2 separate regions of the Homo sapiens genome follow, and region 2 is linked to region 1. A link is a contact called in ENCODE Hi-C data. All regions are on one chromosome and are shown on one strand. The core of a region is the stretch at or near the end of the contact, and the rest is flanking DNA. Distances in the headings are between cores, read along the strand shown.

Evidence for each region. Hi-C counts contacts between places; a loop is a spot of excess contacts on that map. Pooled maps may share reads with other maps.
Region 2: a map of PC-3 shows a loop between it and region 1 (9-fold over the local background). The contact joins the promoter of DCAF4 here to the promoter of ACOT2 in region 1. A Hi-C loop is called at or near these places in 1 of 168 maps with a recorded cell type or tissue (PC-3), 1 of 37 single-sample maps with no recorded cell type and 6 of 50 pooled maps.

Annotation. Positions count from the first base shown.
Region 1 is chr14:73,567,851-73,570,687 of GRCh38, reverse strand. It overlaps ACOT2 (acyl-CoA thioesterase 2), which reads right to left and starts at 1,475. Exons shown (of 3, transcript NM_006821.6): 1 at 805-1,475. The coding sequence starts at 1,447. It also overlaps a transcript of HEATR4 not described here. RefSeq lists enhancers at 695-864, 2,059-2,837.
Region 2 is chr14:72,924,877-72,927,713 of GRCh38, reverse strand. It overlaps DCAF4 (DDB1 and CUL4 associated factor 4), which reads right to left and starts at 1,250. Exons shown (of 14, transcript NM_015604.4): 1 at 1,171-1,250. RefSeq lists enhancers at 1-540, 1,212-1,481, 1,772-1,871, 2,272-2,837 and a silencer at 982-1,041.

The DNA.
Region 1 (2,837 bases), core at 226-2,725:
GGTGATCCGCCGGCCTCGGCCTCCCAAAGCGCTAGGATTACAGGCGTTAGCCACCGCGCCCGGCCTGTTTTGTTTTTAATATAAGTGTCTTTTTCCTTTCCTTACAATGTCTTTTTTTTGAGACGGAGTCTCGCTCTGTCGCCCAGGCTGGAGTGCAGTGGCGCGATCTCAGCTCACTACAAACTCTGCCTCCCGGGTTCACACCATTCTCCTGCCTCAGCCTCCCGAGTAGCTGGGACTACAGGCGCCCGCTACTACGCCCAGCTACTGTTTTGTATTTTTAGTAGAGACGGGGTTTCACCGTGTTAGTCAGGATGGCCTCAATCTTTTGATCTCGTGATCTGCCCGCCGAGACTTCCCAAAGTGCTGGGATTACAAGCGTGAGCCACTGCGCCTGGCCCTTACAATGTCTTTTAACTGAGCACTAGGTTTGAGGGACCTCTCAGTTTTGGAGCGGCAGGGACACTTCCCCAATCAGCTTTCCATTCCATTCCTGTTTCTTTACACTAACCTCCGGAAGGTTGGAAGCTACATCCCTTCTTCGTGTGAAAAGGGCAGGGACGGAAAAAAAAAAAAAGTGTAACTCCCCTCAAAGTGCCGGGCGCGGTGGCTCACCCTGTAATCCCAGCTCTTAGGGAGGCAGAGGCGGGAAGATAGCTGGAGACCAGGAATTCGAAACCTGCCTGGGCAATATAGCCCGGGGGCGCGGCGGGGGGGCATACACATAAGCGAAAAGCGTGGGGCGGGGGAGACACACAAAGTGAAAGGCGAACGAACACGGAACAATTAGCGGAGGTGAGTCACCTGGCGGCAGGAAGAGCGTGCCTCGCACCCGGCCCACGCGCACCGGCTCGCGCCGCACCCCGGGCGGGAGGAAGTAGCGCTCGTGCCGCGTCTGGCACAGCAGCCGCCCGGGGTCGGGGTCGTGGCCATCCAGCACCTCCAGCTCCACGGCCAAGGGCGTTCGCACGTCGCGCTTCACCAGCCGCACCAAAGGTTTCTCGGGCTCCAAGGCCCAGAGCAGCCCCATGGGCTCAAGCCCCGCGAAGCTGCCGCCCAGCGCGGGCGCGCGCTCCAGGTCCAGCTCGCCAAGAGTGTCGGCGCGGTAGCGCGCGTGGGCCTGGAAAAGCGCGCCCTTCTCGTCGCGCAGGGACGCGCGCAGCGTGACCGGCTGCTCCGGGGCTAGGCCGCGCACGGCGATTCGCACCGGTTCGTCCCAGCAGCAGCGGCCCGCAGGCTCCAGGATCAGCGTCGCCGCCATCCGAGCAGGAACCCTAATGATCTGACCAACCTGCCTCAGCTGTGGAGACCCCAGGAACTGCGCCGAACTCTTCAGGCTCCATTGGTACAGCCGGGACGCTCGAAGGACAGCAGGAGATGAGGCCATTTTGAATTCAGACCTGAGAACAACTGAATGGGGGTGGGGAGAAAGAAGCTTGTTAGACATCCTCTCGGGCTGCCGTCGCAGGCTAAGCGCCCACTAGGGCAGAGCTGTCTGCTAACGTGAGCGGGGAAGGCCAGAGTCCAGCCGATCAGCCAGACCAAATATAGACACACTGGAACTTGCTTAAAGTCTCCTGTGTTGAAACCTCCACTTTATGTTGGAAAGCTACTTCCTAGGTTTGCTTTTCAGAAGCTTGCTGGCCTGCGGAATGGGCTGGACCAGGGCTGGTTCTTAAAGAACCAGGCAGCTAGCAGTCTCCAGGCTCCAAACTCCTGATGGCGAAGAGGAATGCAGAGCTGGAGTTAGTTTTGATCACTTTGTTGAATAATTCACACTCATTACTAATCTTAGGGCTTTTCTTTCAAAATCTGCACCATGGTGTTTTGCTTTTGTGTTCTCTGTATATGCCTATCCTCCACATCAATCCCACATCGAAGGGTGCTGGCTTCTTACTAGCTGTGTGACCTCTGAGCTTCATTCCTTACAAGTGTAAAAATAGCCAAATGGGGTAATAGGTAGTAATTTCTCAAACTCCTGACTTTGTAATCCGCCCGCCTCAGCCTCCCAAAATGCTAGGATTTACAGGCATGAGCCACCGCGCCCGGCTAATAGTTATTATTTTGTTTTACTGGTTTCTCAATTATTGTCCCAGTCAGGCAAGGGTTACTTTTTTTTTTTGAGAGACAGGGTCTCACTACATTGCCAGACTGGAGTACAGCGGCAGTTTACCATCACTGCACTTACAAACCTCCAACTCCTGGTGCTCAAGCCATCTTCCTGACTCAGCCTCTCAAATACCTCAAAGGACTACCGGAGCTCCCCATGCATCGCGCTTTTTTCTACTTTTTCGTAAGCTATTGGTTTCACCAGAGGTGTGGTGTTTTTTTTTTTCATCACTTAAGCTTTAGGCCCCTGCCAAGCCCTTGTACCTGATTTTATAATTTCCTACCTGTGTAATTAGAGAAAGCTATAAATGTGTAGGCTTCAAACCCACAAAACCTGTGTTTGCCTCTGCTCCTAATAAGGCTGTCCTCAAGGTAAGCCTTTTTATCTCGTTCCAAATCTCTCATGTCCCACGTCATTAATCATACAATTCCCTGTCAGTTCTAATTACCTTTGTATAACACCTCAAGTATGTTCTGTGCCTAGAACTCTCAGGAAGTAAGAAGGCAAATAATTCTGTGTCTGGAATTGGTTCCTTCTGGTGGATTCTTGGTCTCGCTGACATCAAGAATGAAGCCGCAGACCCTCGCAGTGACTGTTACAGTTCTTAATACAGTTCTGAAAAGTAGTGTGTCTGGAGTTTGTTTCCTCTGATGTTCAGATGCGTCCGGAATGTGTTCCTTCTGGTGGGTTCATGGTCTCGCTTCTCACCGACTTCAAGAGTAAAGCC
Region 2 (2,837 bases), core at 1-2,500, 640 kb after region 1:
AACAGGGATTCCACCTCTGTTGGTAGGACCCCCAGGCCTGGTTACCCACAGAACACCACCTCAGGCCGGGCGCGGTGGCTCACGCCTGTAATCCCAGCACTTTGGGAGGCCGAGGCGGGCGGATCACGAGGTCAGGAGATCGAGACCATCCTGGCTAACACGGTGAAACCCCGTCTCTACTAAAAATACAAAAAATTAGCCGGGCGAGGTGGTGGTCGCCTGTAGCCCCAGCTACGCGGGAAGCTGAGGCAGGAGAATGGCGTGAACCCCGGGGGCGGAGGCTGCAGTGAGTCGAGATCGTGCCACTGCACTCCAGCCTGGGCGACAGCGAGACTCCGCCTCAAAAAAAAAAAAAAAAAAAAAAAAAAAAGAACACCACCGCGACTCTAATTTCCATCGTTATTTAAAATCAGAGTTTGGGACTTTGGAATTGTTTCCTCTAGGAAGCCGTCCCCTCAGTTTTCTTTGCTTCTGGCTGCGCTGCTGGAGTCACAAGACAATGCCTGTAGAACACCATGGTGAAAGGCGTCATGGTTTCTGAAGCCCCCGGGGAGCCCACGAGGCGTGGCTTTCTCGCTAACTCACAACTCAGAGTGGAGGCGAGGGCCAAACCCAGGCCCCATCACTTGCTAGTTGTGCGCTACCCCGACGGACAACCAAACTGCACCCCTTTCTGCGTCTGACAAGGACATCATAGCGCTGGCAAATGTTAGCGCCTGTGAAGCCGGCAGCACAGAGCCGGCCACTTCGTAAGCTTCAACCACACCTAACCTGTTATGCTGACCTGAACATTCACAGGGGACACCGCCCCAAGGCCCGCAGCCCAGCCCCCGCCAGGTGTCGGGTGGGGCCTTCAGCAGCAGGTCTCAGAGAAGCGCTTAGAGAAACGCCCTCAGCGGCGACACTCGGGGTGCCCTCCCTGCGTGTTTACGGTTGCAGCACTGATCCGGCCGGAGGGCCCCACGCGCCCCAGAACGGGCGGAGCGCGCCGGCCCAGCTGCCACCTAGGCCCGGTGGCGCCGGCGTTCCACGTGCTCACTCCTCCCCGCCCCTCCCCGCCCCTTTCCCTGGCCTTCCTCGCCGCGCCTGTCTCCCACCCCGAGCTCTGCAGCGGGAGCGCGGCAGCCCTCGAATCGATGCCAGTAGGCACCCCAGGCAGCACAGTCTTACCTGTTCAGCGTGTCCCTTCCGGATTCCCCTCCGGCTCAGCTCTGCAGGAGTTGGAGCGAAGCGTGCAAGGACCCGGAAAGACCAAGGTGTAGCGTCAGCCAGTTAGGTGGATGCGTTTTGGTGTTGTAGCAGCCGATAGGGCTATAGCGGCCGTTCTTTCCTTCTCACTGGACGCGGCTTCTGTCTGTCGACGTCAATAGGGACGATCTCATGAAGAAGGCGGGGAGTGGGGCTTCGGCTCCTCCCAGGCCTGGCCTGTCTGGGGCGGATGCACGTGGAGGCTGGTCATGGAGCGCTTGGGGGTGGGGCCAGGCGCACGCGGGGGCGGGGCCGGGGGCTGCTCCCGGAGCAGCGGAACTGTCTGGAGACCCTTTCGTGAGAGACCGTGTCTTCCTCCCTCCGCAGGGTGATGCGGCCCTGGAGAAGTCCTCTCGCTGTAGTGGAAAGAGCGAAGGAGTCTGTGAGGCGAGGGACAGAAGTAACGTGATGTTACGACTGGCGGCGAAGTCTTCGGCAGTGGCCTCAGGCGGCCGAGGCCGCTGCCCTGGGTCTGCGTTCAGGGTGTAGCGTAGCGAGCCCTGACCGTGAAACCGGGGGGCCTCCGTGTTGGCTCCAGTACTGCTGCTTGCTGTGGGACCTAGGGCGAGTCTCTTCCCTTCTCTGTGCCTTGATTTCTTCTGTTGAGAGAAGGAATCGGATCTATCATTCTCATGTCCTCTCCAGCTTAGAGTTTGTTCAGACCACCAATATTTCTAGAATGACCTATGTGTGCTGTGCCTGTCCCAGGTATCAGCTGACGGTTATGAGATCTTATGAAAGGAAAACGGAAGCCTCTGATGGGCTTGTGTCCCGAAGAGACAGTTTGTGAGGACAGCTGGATTCACAGAGGCTAGGCTTGTTGGGGTCCAGCAGTAGGCCTGGTGTGTCATGCGGCTCCGTAACACAGGCCCCTGCCCGCGGCTTGGACCCGTTAGAAAGCAGGCGGTGGGGTTCACCCATTGCACGCCGTGCGAAGGCATTTCAGCTCTTAACCAGGAAGCTAGGATTTCAGGCTAAACTCCTGGCTCTCAGGAGTTTATAGATAAATGCAGTATGTGGAGCGGGGCCGGGTGATGAGGGAAATGAGAGAAGTGGGCATAGTCAGAATAAAGAACCGCTTCATGAAGCTTGAGCGGCCTTGAAGAGAAGGCAGAGAAAAATTCTAGCTGAACAAACAACGTGACTGGAGGCCGGTTCAAGCCGGCTGGATGGGAGGGGAGTCTTGGAAGGAAAACTCAGCAGGGTGGGTTGGGGCTTGGTGACGCAGCAATTGCCAGGGAAAGAGTAGTCAGGCCGGGTGCAGTGGCTCACGCCTGAAATCCCAGCACATTGGGAGGTTGAGGCGGGTGGATCACTTGAGGCTAGGAGTTCCAGACCAGCCTGGCCAACATGGCGAAACCCCCAACTCTACTAAAAATACAAAAAATTAGCCGGGCGTGGTGGCGGGCGCCTGTAATCCCAGCTACTCAGGAGGCTGAGGCAGGAGAATTGCTTGAACCCGGGAGGCGGGGGTTGCAGTGAGCCGAGATAGCGCCATTGCACTCCAGCCTGGGTGACAGAGTGAGACCCTGTCTCAAGAAAAAAAAAAGTAGACAATGGGAGGCTCTGAGGGTTCTAGAGTTGGGAAG